Regions from separate parts of the Homo sapiens genome. Here region 1 is linked to region 2. The links are chromatin contacts, found by Hi-C or POLR2A ChIA-PET in ENCODE. All regions are on one chromosome and are shown on one strand. The core of a region is the stretch at or near the end of the contact, and the rest is flanking DNA. Distances in the headings are between cores, read along the strand shown. Region 1 holds the start of ZNF681 (zinc finger protein 681). Region 2 holds the start of ZNF429 (zinc finger protein 429).

The links. Hi-C counts contacts between places; a loop is a spot of excess contacts on that map. ChIA-PET counts read pairs that join two places held with the same protein, here RNA polymerase II (POLR2A). Pooled maps may share reads with other maps.
Region 1: a loop to region 2 is called in a map of CD8-positive, alpha-beta T cell, with 5 times the contacts of the local background. The contact joins the promoter of ZNF681 here to the promoter of ZNF429 in region 2. A Hi-C loop is called at or near these places in 1 of 168 maps with a recorded cell type or tissue (CD8-positive, alpha-beta T cell) and 6 of 50 pooled maps. POLR2A ChIA-PET finds 5 or more read pairs at or near these places in 2 of 52 experiments (CD4-positive, alpha-beta T cell and activated B cell).

The regions. Positions count from the first base shown.
Region 1 is chr19:23,753,517-23,760,535 of GRCh38, reverse strand. ZNF681 (zinc finger protein 681) reads left to right here and starts at 1,645. Exons shown (of 4, transcript NM_138286.3): 1 at 1,645-1,789; 2 at 4,985-5,111; 3 at 5,618-5,713. The coding sequence starts at 1,787. It also overlaps a transcript of RPSA2 not described here. RefSeq lists an enhancer at 1,447-1,965.
Region 2 is chr19:21,501,839-21,509,507 of GRCh38, reverse strand. ZNF429 (zinc finger protein 429) reads right to left here and starts at 3,906. Exons shown (of 4, transcript NM_001001415.4): 1 at 3,734-3,906. The coding sequence starts at 3,736. It overlaps LINC00664 (long intergenic non-protein coding RNA 664), which reads right to left. Exons shown (of 11, transcript NR_037194.1): 11 at 6,270-7,669. RefSeq lists enhancers at 2,921-3,522, 3,218-3,577, 3,588-3,907, 3,523-4,125.

The DNA of each region.
Region 1 (7,019 bases), core at 396-2,895, 2.3 Mb before region 2:
GCCCTCCCACACTGAAACCACAACCCAGCACATGCCAATTCTCACACTATTTATACTTTGCACAAAGACAGCAGAAGGAGGTCAACATCATCGTTCATGACATGGAAGTCTATTCCCCACTGAGACATTTTAAAAATGTTATTGTCTTAAGCCCTCTTCCTTCTAATAAAGCCTATACAAATACACCCATACAAGCCTGAAACTACTCAAAATTAAAAATCAGGCTTTTGAAATCCCATAAATAAGAAAACACAAAAACAGCCACTTTGAGGAGAGAGTGGAATGGAGGGGGTTAGGGGGCTCGCTTCACCTCCTGGCCCCATGTGGAGATAGGGATGGAGTCAAGGGAGACCCTGGGAAGTCATTTGTTCTGACTGGGTTTTCCCCCAGCTCCACACTTTGTTAACCATTTCCTGGGAAGAGCTTAGGAACCTCCTGTGCTCTAGTGAGTTAGGGCCTCCCCTCACAGGGTATTGGCAAGGAGAAATTCTGAGACTCTGTGACTGAGAAGCTAGCACAGTGCTTGACAAGTACCTATGGGAACTGTCGTCCTCTGTAACTATCATGTAGCCTTGGAGTGTTGAGATGGCCTGGCCTGGCCTGAGGCTTGGCAAAGCTGTTTGAGGGTCAGCTGCTTTAGGCTCCCACTTTCTCCTCAATCAAAGTGGCTGCTTTTGTGTCTGTTTATTTATGGTTTTAAAAACCTGATATATAGGCCGGGCGCGGTGGCTCACACCTGTAACCCCAGCACTTTGGGAGGCTGAGGCGGGCCAATCACGAGGTCAGGAGTTCAAGACCAGCCTGGCCAACATAGTGAAACCCCGTCTCTACTAAAAATGCAAAAATTAGCCGGGCATGGTGGCACGCACCTGTAGTCCCAGCTCCTCGGGAGGCTGAGGCAAGAGAATCACTTGAACCCAGGAGGCAGAGGTTGTTGTGATCTGAGATTGTGCCACTGCACTCCATCCTGGGCAACAGAGCGAGACTCCGTCTCAAAAAAAAAAAAAAAAAAACCTGATATATAAATAGAAAGTGCAGCTGGAGGTGCCGAGGCTCAGTGTCTAGGGCTGTGCTTCATGGGCTTCCTTGCTGGCATGTGGCCAGGTGAACTCTGGGTGTAAGGTGGCTCCTACCCTGGATCTACAATCCCCACCACCTCTCCCAGGCCTGAGTAACCAACACAACGCAGTGCTAAAGAGCGCGTGAGTGACGGGCATCAAGCCCATCCAGGAAGATTTGAATGCCATCTGGGCTGGGGGCTGTCGGGGTAGGGACTATGGCTGCCAGAAACCAGGACGGTCATAAAAGATGAAATATTAAAATAATTGTTATTATATATATTTTTATTTTTGAATAGCTATCTAGTATATTATTTGAAATGCATGTGACCTTACACAGAAGGTTAAAGGCAAATACCCTGTTGGGTGGGCCTGGCTTAGCTCAGGGAGGGAGCCCTGTCTGAAAACGCTGCAACTTACGTTGTTAGTCTTCATTCAGCAGAGCATCTGATCACATCTTCTGTCACTCAGGACCTGAGGGGTGGGGTTTTAATCATTATCCAGTCAGGGACGCTGGGCTGGGAACTGTCCAATCAGGCATGCAGCTGGAGCAGACAGGGCGGCTTCCGGGATTGGCGGGGCCTTTGTCTCTCCCTTCAGCCCGAGCTCCGGGTCTCGTCTTCACTGCTCTGTGTCCTCTTCTTCTAGAGGCCCAGCCTCTATGGCCCTCTGACCTGCAGGTATTGGCGATCCATAGCTAAGACGCCAGGTCCCCCGGAAACCTAGAAATGGTGAGAATGTCGGGTCCGACATCCCGAGAGAGGGGAAGGGGCTGTGGCGGGACTCAGACCTCGCCGCAGTCAGCTCCACAATTTGCGCCCTGAGTTCTCCTCGCCCAGGCGGCCTCAGTCCACTTGGACCATAAGATGGCGGCTGCGCTGACAGCCAGCCCCCCGGGCGTCCTTTCTCCTCCCTGCTCAGTGACTGTGTCCTGGCCTGCAGCTCTCTCTGGGTGGCTCTGCATCCGCAGCGCCGGGTCTCTCCCAGATTGTGCAGGGACCACGGGAGGGTCGTCAGGGGCGAATCCTGACGGGTGCCGGGTTCATGAATGGGAAGAGCTTTGGTCCGTGGCGTTCCTAGTCTCTCTTTCCTTTCATTAAAAATGTATGAGAGTCAAAAGGCCTGGCGCGGTGGCTCGCGCGTGTAATTCCAGCACTTTGGGAGGCCGAGACAGCCTCCCGAGTAGGTGTAATTACAGACATTTGCCACCACGCCCGGCTAAATTGTTTTCTTTTCATATGGCCATTAGAAAAATAGATGAAGCAGTCATGGTCCCTACAATCCAGGAGCTTTTAGTCTAGCAACTGGATAAATGGTTAAATTAAGCATCATATAATTGGTACAATAAATAGATGTGTGCAGAAAATTTGGGCTCTATTTGTGCCACTTTATATAATTGTGACTTGCGATGTCATCACCTGAAGGGATATTTATAGACAGAAGAATTATTTCTATTTCCATTTCTTTTACCTTGTTAATACATATTTATCTTTTAATAAAATTACCCTAGAAAACCTTTATAAATGTGTTCAAATTGCTTATTAGTATATGTCATATAATTGATAGGGCAGGGTCTAAGAAAGATTAAAATTATACAAACTCTGAGATTTAAGGATTTTTTTTTTAAGGTAAGTTTAGGAAAAACAGAACTGGAAATACCCCAGTGGCATAGAGAACAGAATTCTATATAGAGTCCACTCCCTGCCCCAGTTCTGCTCAGGTTCACCTTTTTGGAGGCCTTATTTAGGTCTGGCCCTACCCTTAAGTCTTGCCTCATAGAACTGATTTTTGGAGATCGGAGTTTTGGCTGGTGAATTCTGCTGCTAGGGCTGGTGCTTACAATTCCTGAAACACAAAAGCAGATAAATTAAAAAAATAAAGTATATATTTTATGGTTATAATTTTTTATTAAAACTAGTGCTTGCATTCTATCTAGCAACTTGTTTTCTATTCTTACAGATCTAGTAGTTGCTCTACAAGTCACAAACAAGTAAACAGACACAATATAAATTTCTCTAAAATACATTAAATTCTTTCCGCATTCCTCTCTGTCTATATTTAGCTTTTATTGTGTATACTTTTTAAAAAAAATCAATGACAGAGAAACAGAAGAAATAAAAATGCCGGGCTTTTCATCTAAATCCTGGGAATTATTAAACAGTACCAGCTCCCAGGGTGTTATAAAAATTAAATTACATAATGTGTTATCCCAGGCACAGTGCCCTGTAACATAATTTTTTTTCTTTTTCTTTTTGTTGTATCTCAGCACTTTTAGCTTGTATAACTTTTATAAGCCAGGTGAGGTGGCTCACACCTGTAATCCCAGCATTTTGGGAGGCTCAGGTAAGTGGATCACGAGGTGAGGAGTTTGAGACCAGCCTGGCAAAGAGACCAGCCTGGCCAACATGGTGAAAGCCCATCTCTACTAAAAATACAAACATTAGCCAGGCATGGTGGCGGACATCTGTAATCCCAGCTACTCTGGAGGCTGAGGTCGGAGAATTGCGTGAACCCACGAGACAGAGGTTGCAGTGACCCGAGATCACGCCATGGCACTCCAGCTTGGGTGACAGAGCGAGACTCCAACTCAAAAAAAAAATAAATTTTTGTATAATTTTTATTATCATTTATTTCTAAGTATAGTCTTTTATAATATATTTTTTTTCTATTTTACTTTAAGTTTCGGGATACAAGTGCAGAACGTGTAGGTTTGTGACATATGTGTACATGTGTCATGGTGGTTTGCTGCACCTATCAACCCATCACCTAGGTTTTAAACCTGGCATGCATTAGCTATTTATCCTAATGCTCTTTCTCTCCTTGTCCCTCCACCCCCCGACTGGCCCTGGTGTGTATGGTTTGTCTCCTTGTGTTTATGTGTGCTCATTGTTCAACTCTTACTAATGAGTGACAACATGCAGTGTTTGGTTTTCTCTTCCTGTGTTAGTTTTCTGAGGATAATAGCTTTCAGCTGCATCCATGGTCCCTGCAAAATACATGATCTCATTCTTTTTTATGGCTGCATAGTATTCCATGGTTGTGTATGTACCACATTTTCTTTATCCATTCTATCATTGATGGGTATTTAGGTTGGTTCCATATCTTTGCTATTGTAAATAGTGATTCAATAACATATGTGTCTTTTTTTGGGGGGGGACAGAGTGTCGCTCTGTCGCCCAGGCTGGAGTGCAGTGGCATCATCTCAGCTCACTGCAAGCTCCGCCTCCTGGGTTCACGCCATTCTCCTGCCTCAGCCTCCCGAGTAGTTGGGACTACAGGTGCCCACCACTATGCCCGGCTAATTTTTTGTATTTTTAGTAGAGACGGGGTTTCACCAGGTTAGCCAGGATGGTCTCGATCTCCTGACCTCATGATCCACCCGCCTCAGCCTCCCAAAGTGCTGGGATTACAGGTTGAGCCACTGCGCCCAGCCACATATGTGTCTTTATAGTAGAATTATTTATATTCTTGTGAGTATATACTCAGAAATGGTATCACTGGGTCAAATGGTATTTCTGTTCCTAGATCCTTGAGGAATCACCACACTGTCTTCCACAATGGTTGAACTAATTTACATTCCCACCAACAGTGTAAAAGCATTCATATTTCTCCTCAGCCTCACCAGCATGTATTGTTTCTTGAATTTTTGATAATCGCCATTCTGACTGGCGATTTATTTAGGTCTGGTGTTATAGATCTAATGCCGCTTTCTTTTCTCATGGTTGGAGAACAAATTAGAGAATGTTCCTGTGTAAAAAAAAATTATTTTATTGGATAATTTCAGTCATTTCTGTAAGTCAGAACCAGTTCTCTTCACTTTCTTATTTTACCTTGAATCAAATTATAAATTCTTTCCATGGCCACTTTCTAAATGTGTATGTGTGTGTGTGTGTGTGTGTGTGTGTGTGTGTGTGTGTGTTTTTCAGGAACCATTGAAATTTAGGGATGTGGCCATAGAATTCTCTCTGGAGGAGTGGCAATGCCTGGACACTATACAGCAGAATTTATATAGGAATGTGATGTTAGAGAACTACAGAAACCTGGTCTTCTTGGGTGAGGATAACTTCAATATACAATTCCTATTATACCCTAAAGGTTTCATTTTTCTTTTTTGTATAATGTTTTTAGGTAATTTATGCTTTGCATAAGTGAGTTTCAGATCCCTGTTTTTATAAAAATCTTAGGGATTCATCTCTGTAGAAAAGAATTTCTTCAAGATATTTCATCTTGACCTGAACTTTCTGCATTCCTGAGCTAATCTGTATTCTTCACTCTAGATTAGAGTGGTAATTCCAGAAGTTTAGTGGCATAAAATATTATTGCTCACACTTTAAAATCTAATTGCCAACACCAGTTTTTGATTTGTTGTACTGGACAGTGAAATTAAGAACTAACAAATTTAAAATATTTTCTAAATATTTAGAAATTTCTTTTATAAATCAGTATTTTGGGATTGATTTACAAGAATATTCTATTTCACCCTCTTTACTGACTACATTGCCATGTTGGTGATTAGACAATATAAGCAAGATTTATGTTATTTACTTTCAATAAAACAGGTATTGTTGTCTCTAAGCCAGACCTGATCACCTGTCTGGAACAAGAAAAAGAGCCTTGGACTAGAAAGAGACATAGGATGGTGGCCGAACCCCCAGGTAGGTGAGAGTGAAAGTGAATACAACAGATAACATAGATGAGCGGTTCAAAGGTCAAAGAAAAAGCTAGTGCTTATAATGTGATTTGGGAAGCTGTATTCCAAAGGAAATAGTTTCTGGAAAGCCAGAGTTTTTCTTTTCTTTTCTTTTTCTTTTGAGAGATGGAGTCTCGCTCTGTCACCCAAGCTGGAGTGCAGTGGAACAGTCTGGGCTCACTGCAACCTCCATCTCCAGGTTCAAGCGATTCTCCTGTCTCACCTTCCCAAGTAACTGGGACTACAGGTGTGTGCCACCACGCCCAGCTAATTTTTGTATTTTTTTAGTAGAGACGGTTTCACTATGTGTTGGCCAGGCTGGTCTCGAACTCCTAACCTCAGGTGATCTGCCCGCCTTGGCCTCTGAAAGTGCTGCGATTACAGGCATGAGCCACGCCACCCTGCCGAGTTTTTCTATTTTGCTCTCACATAAGGGAGTCTTCTGTCTTACGCTTTTAAGTTCTCTCAGGACTCTGCTTTCCCTTCAGTGATCTGCCTTCTAGTTTAGAGTGAGAGCCAAAGTCTCCTTAATGGCATGTAAGAGACTGCACAATCTGACTGCTTTTCCATTGTTTTGGGGGACACACAAATATCTGCATAATTTTGAGAAACTCTGTTAAGTTCTTTTTTTGCATCATCTCTGAAATGTGTGAGAGTAGTAGGTTTTTGTTCATTTTTCTGCATATTCCGTCCTGTTTGTATTACTATAGTCTTCAAATATAGTTTGAAATTATAAAGTATGATGTCGTTCAGCTTTGTTTTTTTTTTCTCAAGATTGCTTTCACTATTCAAAGTTTATTGTAGTTTCATATATAAATTTTAGACTTGTATTTTTCATTACTGTAAAACGCCACTGGAATTTTGATAGGGAGTTTATTGAATCTATAGATCATTTTGAATAACATGGCACTTTTTTTTTTTTTTTTTGAGACAAAGTCTCGCTCTTTCTCCAGGCTGAAGTGCAGTGGCACAATCTCGGCTCACTGCAACCTCTCCCTTCCAGGTTCAAGCTATTATCCTGCCTCAGTCCCTCCGAGTAGCTGGAACTACAGGTGCTCACCACCAGGCCCAGCTAATTTTTGTATTTTTAGTAGAGACAGAGTTTCACCATGTTGGCCAGGATGGTCTCCATCTCTTGACCTCATGATCTGCCTGCCTCAGCCTCCCAAAGTGCTGGGATTACAGGTGTGAGCCACCGTGCCTGGCCAACATGGCACTTTAACAGTATTTATTCTTTCAATCTATAGACATGAAATATTTTTAAATTTATT
Region 2 (7,669 bases), core at 2,657-5,156:
ACTGGGCTCAAGTTTTAATTTCCGTGTCAGAGTTATTCACTTGGTCTTTGAAACTAAGTGTTCGAAAAATCCAGCAAAATTACTCAATGTTCATATAAAACAAGGCAATTTTACAATGCTTACATTTCATACCTCAATAAGAAAAGCAAAAGTATCTATTCCTTTATAAATGTATTATTTTATTATTTCCATTAAAAAATCATGTAGTAGGCCGGGCAAGGTGGCTCATGCCTGTAATCCTAGCACTTTAGGAGGGGCAGATTGCCAGAGCTCAGGAGTTCGAGACAAGCCTGGGCAACACGGCGAAACCCTGTCTCTACTAAAATACAAAAATAGGCTGGCGCGACAGTGTGCGCCTGTAGTTCCAGCTACTCGGGAGGCTGAGGCAGGAGAATTGCTTGAACCCAGGAGGCAGAAGTTGCAGTGAGCCAAGATCGCACCACTGCACCCCAGCCTTGAGCAAGACTCCATTTCAAAAAAAAAAAAAATGTAGTAAACAATTAGTCATATGGGAACACTTCTAGGAGGCACCAAGTTTCATCTAAAAAATACAGCATTAAACTCTGAAATAAAGATAACAGGATATAGAACAGAGATATTCACTGTCAGAAATTTATCCTGCAAAAACAACTGATGTTTTCATGAATTCATGTAACTCACCTATTATCTACAACATTTTCTTCTGGAAATGCATTCATTTTCTACAGCCAAAATGGAAGAGATTTTTCCCTATTCTTTTCCTTGGTAGCATTCCAAAATCTAAGCCTTGGAATTCTGTTTGAAATCACCCAGCCATAAAAAAAAAAAAGCCTGAGAAAATTTCTAAACTCACTCTAAGAAAGAAAAAGGTACATGAGAATTTTTAACAAAAAAAAAAGATAGATTTTTCTGAAGCCCACCTCTTTTATGCGCTTTGTAAATATTTTCTTACCTTTCAAGCTCTACTAAAAAATTGCAATTTAGAGTTAAAAAACTGAAGTCAATATAAGTGAACAAATCTTTTCAAAGTGACAAACCCAGGGAGTGGCAGTGCTGATAAGAAAACAGATGTGTCCGACTCATGTGTCAAGTTCAATCACTTGAGAGATTCTCCTACCCATCCCGCTCACTTAAGTCACTTAAGTACTCAATAACCACCCTCTCAGGAGACTGCTCTATGTTCCAGTAAGTGTCCCAAGTGCATTTTACTTTGCAATTTCTCGCCTCATCTCACCGGGGTCAGGGTTTCTTTTGTCTTTTGAGATATCACCTTTTTTTTTTTTTTCAGATGGAGTTTCACTCGTGTTGCACAGGCTGGAGTGCAATGGCACGATCTCGGCTCACCGCAACCTCCGCCTCCCGAGTTCTTCTGCCTCAGCCTCCTGAGTAGCTGGGATTACAGGCATGCACCACCACGCCTGGTTAATTTTCTGTTTTTAGTAGAGACGGAATTTCATCATGTTAGCTAGGCTGGTCTCGAACTCCTGACCTCAGGTGATCTGCCCACCTTGGCCTCCCAAAGTGCTGGGATTACAGGCGTGAGCCACCGTGCCTGGCAGAGATACTAGTCTTTTTTCACAAATTGTAGAGAATCAAGGGGTCAGAAATTATTTGTTTTCAACTCAATACCAGCATTTGATTGGGTGACCAGCAATGTGGCCCAAAGAAAGGAAAGTCGGGCTGGGTGAACACAGTCTTAACATCTGAAGGGGTTAGCTTTTCAAACGAAAAGTACACCAGGAGATTCCTCTCAGCCCCAGGGAATACACCTGCTCCCTTCAGAGGCTACACTCCATACCACAGGTTGTCCTATGGGAGAAAATGACCCAGGAATTAATATTCATTAGACAGTCTTGCAGACATAGCCATGACTGATATCTTGGTTTATTCACAGACAGTACTGGAACCCAGGACCAGGAAAAAAACTAAAGGGTGGCTGAGGACACATCACCCCACAAAAATTCCAAGAAAAACCTTGATGCCAAAACATTCTCATAAAATCTCTATGCCTAGGGAAGATAAAAGGAAAAGAGACAAAGATTTTTTTACAATACAGTGTCAGAAGATTATTCCTTGCTTTCTTCTTATGGAAAATATTTATAAACAGAAAACAAATCTTTTTAAATGTGCCATCCAATGCTTTGTCAAAAAATGTTTAATTAAAATACAGTATCAAAAATGTACACTAAAGGACAAATAGTTAATAGTGTGAATTAGGGAGTAGTGGGAGTTGGCATTTGGGATTGTCAGGAGGAAATGGAAATTTTGTATTTTACTGCAAGCCAGAGTTAGGCTGGAGGAATGGGGGGCGTGGGAGTAGATTTGAGACCCTGCTTAGGACACCTGTGAAAAATGCAGGGGAAGATCAGTTTTGTGTAGGGAGTGAAAATAGTTAAGTGGTAGGCAATTCGACTGAGGTGGCTGTAGTCCCTGAATTCCTACTTTTAAAAGATCTAACTCAAGCCGGGAGCCGTGGCTCACGCCTGTAATCCCAGCACTTTGGGAGGCCGAGATGGGCGGATCACCCGAGGTCGGGAGTTCAAGACAAGCCTGACCAACACGGAGAAACCCCGTCTCTACTAAAAATACAAAATTAGCCGGGCGTGGTGGTGCCTGCCTATAATCCCAGCTACTCAGGAGGCTGAGGCAGGAGAATTACTTGAACACGGAGGCGGAAGGTGCAGTGAGCCGAGATCGCGCCACTGCAGTCCAGATTGGGCAAGAAGAGGGAAACTCCATCTCAAAAAAAAAAAAAAAAAAACAAAAAACTAACTCAAATGCTTTTTTTTTTGTAAATTACTACACTGGGGAAAACAAATACAGGGTTAACTATTAACTGGAATTAAGCTCTGATTACATAACCAGGAAATTTTGTAAGCTGAAGATGGAAATTAAGAAACTACGTAACCCTACCTAACCAATAACTGAATTTGCGTTTTTGTACCATGCGCAAAGTCTTTCCTTCAAGCTCCTCCAAAGGACCACAAACTACATCCCACAGCTGGGTGCTTTACAATTTTAGAACCACTCTTTAATTAAATTCTTTAATATTTTGCAGTGACTCCCCTTTTTTTTTTTTTTTTTTGTTTGAGATAGTCTCATTGTGTCAACCAGCCTGGAGTGCAATGGCACAATCTTGGTCTCCTGGGTTTAAGCGATTCTCGTGCCTCAGCCTCCCACATAGCTGGGATTACAGATGCCTGCCACCACATCCGGCTAATTTTTGTATTTTTAGCAGAGAGGGGGTTTCACCATGTTGGCCAGGCTGTTCTCGAATGCCGGACCTCAGTGATCTGCCCGCCTCCCAGCAAACTGCTGGGATTACAGGCATAAGCCACCGCGCCCGGCCACTCCCATAGATTTTTAATAGGAGAGAATGGGAACTGGGAACCCCACGGACCAAAGCTCTTCCCGCTCATGAACCCGCATCCCGAGTCACTATTCTCACCTGACGCCCCTCCCATGGTTCTTGCACAATCTGGGAGAGACTGCGGAATTGCGCGTGCAGAGCTCCCCAGACAGGGCTACACGTCAGGCACAGTCACTGCGGAGGGAAGACAGGACGCCCGGGGCCCGGCTGTCAGCACAGTCGCCATCTTATGGCTGAAGGGGACTGAAGCCGAGCTGGGCAAGGAGAATTCCGGGCGCAGATTGTGGAGCTGACTGCCGGGAGACCTAAGTCCGCCACGGCCACTTCTCACGGTTCCGACCAGCCCCTCCCCCTCTCTGGGGATGTCAGACTCGGCACTCTCACCATTTCTAGGCTTCCAGGGGGTCCTGGAGTCTTAGCTGTGTATCTCCCAATATCTGCGGGTCACAGGGCCACACAGGCTGGGCCTCTAAGAACAAAGGACACAGAAATGAAGACGAGACCTGGAGCTCTGGCTGCAGCAAGAGCCAAACGCCCCGCCATATTCCGGAAACCGTCCTGTCGCTCCAGCTGCGTGCCTGATTGGATAATGTTTAAGACCCGCCCTCTCAGGCCCTGAGTGACAGAGGGTGATCAGTTGCTGGGCAGAATGAAGCGTGACAGCCTAGCTGCAGCCTTTTCAGGCAGGCTTTCCTCCGAGCTGAGCCAGGCCCACCCTAGAGGGTGTTTGCATTGAACCTTGTGTGTAAGGTCATATGCATTTATAAATATACTATATGGCTAGTCACAAATGAAAAGAATATAATAACAATTACTTTTAAATTTTAGCTTTTATCACCTTCCTAGCTTCTGGTCCTTTGAGCAGGCAGCCTGAGATTTTAAAAAGGAGGCAGTCCTCTGAAATAAAATGTGAGCCACATGTGAATTTTTAATTTTCCAGTAGCCAAACTTTAAAAAGAAACATGAAACACGTGGAATTGATTGTAATAATGTAACTAACCCAATATGTTTAAAGTATTATAATTTTAATATGTGAGCAATGTGAAAGGAAAATATCTTGGGCCCCCAAAATTACTAAGGAAAACTCAAGCTGGGAACTAAAGGCCAATCAGAAACTCAAAAGAATTTGAGTCCACCTATCTGTGACCTGGAAGCTCCCTCCAGCTTCGTGTCTTCCTGCCTTTGCTTCAAGTTGTCCCACCTTTTCAGACTGAACCAATGTACTTCTTACATATATTGATTGATGTCTCATGTCTCCCTAAAATGTATAAAACCAATATGTTCCCTGACCACCTTGGGCAGGTGTCCTCAAGACTTCCTGAAACTATGTCATAGGCGTGTTCTCAACCTTGGCAAAATAAACTTTCTAAATTAACTGATGTCTCAGATTTTCTGGGGTCACAGCAATATGTAATTATTAAGGCACTATATATATTTTTGGAACTAAATCTTCGAAACCAACTCTGTATTTTACTTTTCTAGCAAATTGCAGTTCAGACCAGGCACATTCCAGGCACCCAGGAGCCACACATGGCCAACAGCCACCACGTTGAAGTGCAGCTCTGATGTCAGGTGGGTGGAGGCCCTGAACATCCCTTTTCTGCCAGAGGTGAGGAGACAGCCTCTCTCTACTAACATCTATCTTCGGTTCTGAGGGTGCGATAGATAGTGGCCATAGCAAGGGCAGAGGGCAGCACAAATAAAATAACCACAGGTAGACCACTCTTTGCCACCTGTTGTCCACCTTTCATCCAGAGATCAGACAGTGAACAAAAAATTCTGGGGCCACAGGAGACAGGAGAAGAAAACTCTATGTCTTTGGGTCTGTCCACAGTCTTAACCTCTAACTTTAAGATATGAAGAAGGCCGGGCGCGGTGGCTCACGCCTGTAATCCCAGCACTTTGGGAGGCCGAGGTGGGCGGATCACGAGGTCGGAAGATCGAGACCATCCTGGCTAACACGGTGAAACCCTGTCTCTACTTAAAAAATAGAAAAAATTAGCCGGGCGTGGTGGCGAGCGCCTGTAGTCCCAGCTACTCTGGAGGCTGAGGCAGGAGAATGGCTTGAACCCGGGAGGCAGAGCTTGCAGCGAGCCGAGATCGCGCCACTGCACTCCAGCCTGGGGGACAGAGCGAGACTCCGTCTCGGAAAAAAAAAAAAAAAAAAAAAAAAAAAGATATGAAGAAAATAAATTAAAGGCAAACTTATTTTGCTGTTTGGCCTTGGCTCTAATGGTCAGGCTGTGGTTATCTGTTTTTTTCCTGTGGTGTGGGGTACTGTGTGAGTATAAGCACCAATCACACACATACATGTCTACCTGTATTTCTGCATTACTCAACATTGTCTTAGGAGACATCCAACTTCAAATCGGGAAAAAAAGAAAAGAAAAGTCAGTATCTTTAGGGTGTCCACTGTCAGAAGGTAACTAGTAATCAACCTGTCATTAAATCCTGGCATTCCATCTGCACAGGGTGCATGTATTAGTTAGCTATTGCAGCATAACAAACCATCCAAAACTTATTTGCTCGTAATTGAGATGGTCAGCCATTTAGGCTGGGCTCAACTGAGGTCCTTCAGACATGTATCATCAGCTGCCTTTTCACTATTTTTATTATTATTTGGGAAATTATTGTATTATTATTTATTATTATATTATTATTATTTGGGAAAATAGCTGTGGGATGATTTTAGAAAATCAAAGCTCAATAACATTATTTATTTTCATCATAAAAAATTTGAAAATTTGTAAAAGAAGAAAACTTTAGAAAAATTAAATTTAACAGTTTAAATGAGCAAATCATGATTTGCAAATCGGGTAACCTATGGATCCAGAGTAGGCTCAGAGAGACTCCAACACAGCCACATGTTGGTAAAATTTTTATGAACCAGAAAAGCAAAATGACATACAGAAAATGGAAGTGAGGTACAGAAACAGCCAGATTTATTACAGCTTAAGATATGTCCCATTTGAACATTAAGTTTACTATGTAAAAAAACAAAAAACAAAAAACAAATCCTATTAGCCAAAATTAAACATAAGAGGGAAGCTTTAGGCTACAACTAATTTAACAATTTCTCCCTTTTGTCATCTTCTCAAGTTTGAGACCAAAACTTTAGACATTAATATCACTTTGTCACCATCAAAAATGTACTTATTTAGACTCGAATCTCACTGTGAAACAGCAGAACTGTGGGTTTGTAAAGTGGAAATAAAAACTTCAGCTTATTATTTTGAAATTATTTTTATTTGTTTTTTAAAGTGTTAGAGTACAGGGGACCTCCTTGTGTTGAAATCTGCTATTTAGAGAAGAAAAACAAAACCTGGCCAGTTTTAGAATCTACCTGTTGCCTTAAATTTTTAGTTTAATTATGTCACATCCAGCATGAGTGACTCATTTTGGTTTGGTTTGTTTGGACCTAGTGCATAAGCTCAGTCCAGAATTATGGCCTCCAATAGTTTTCTTTAAAAAATTCCCCGTTTGGTTAAGTTCTTACATAGGTCACAGTGTAACCAAAACTCGGGGCTTTAGTGCCACTCTCAGTTTCCATTATTTTTGTTTTTTGTCCTTAGCATGTCATTCATAGGTTGTGCTGTCTTCATAGTCACATATGTCTTTGAGTTTCTGTCATTCCAGTTAAAGAGAGACCATTTGACATTCTACAGATGACTACATTCAAACGTTTACATCTTTTGAGAGAATACAGTGCAGTAGGAAGATTACCATTTTGACTATCAGGAGGATAATACCAAGAGTTTGAAGCATGCTTTTTAGCCAGGGTCCCCATGAACAACCAATTAAAGTTAAATAGATCAAATAGTTAGCTAGATAAATGATCTACTCATTTCATCTAATCAGCCTGTTCATGAATCATCTACAACTGCATCTCTGTAATACCGGCTGTAGTTCTCCATGGGCAACTATTAGCAACTGCACAGATATCTATTTATCCAGTAAGTAATCAAAAGAAATTATATTTAGCATAACTTTGTGAGAAAACTTAAAGTCTATTGTGTAAGCATAGTTTTTATGGTATAATCTGCTATAGAGCCCTATTGAGAGGGATAAATTTGTAACCATTGCCTCATTTACTCTAAACAGTGATACCCATTCAGAAGAGTAATGGCCTCCTGGCAATGCTCTTTAACCTATTCTGAATAAGTTCTTTTTAACTTATGAAATAGGTTAAGAGCAGTGGACCAATATTCTGTTTTTGATATTGTGAGAAAACAAATGTTTCATTAAAACTTCTCACCTACATTGGCCCTTCTTCTTTTACCTTTCAAGGAATAAGTTTCCTCATACATAATGTTGGCTGCA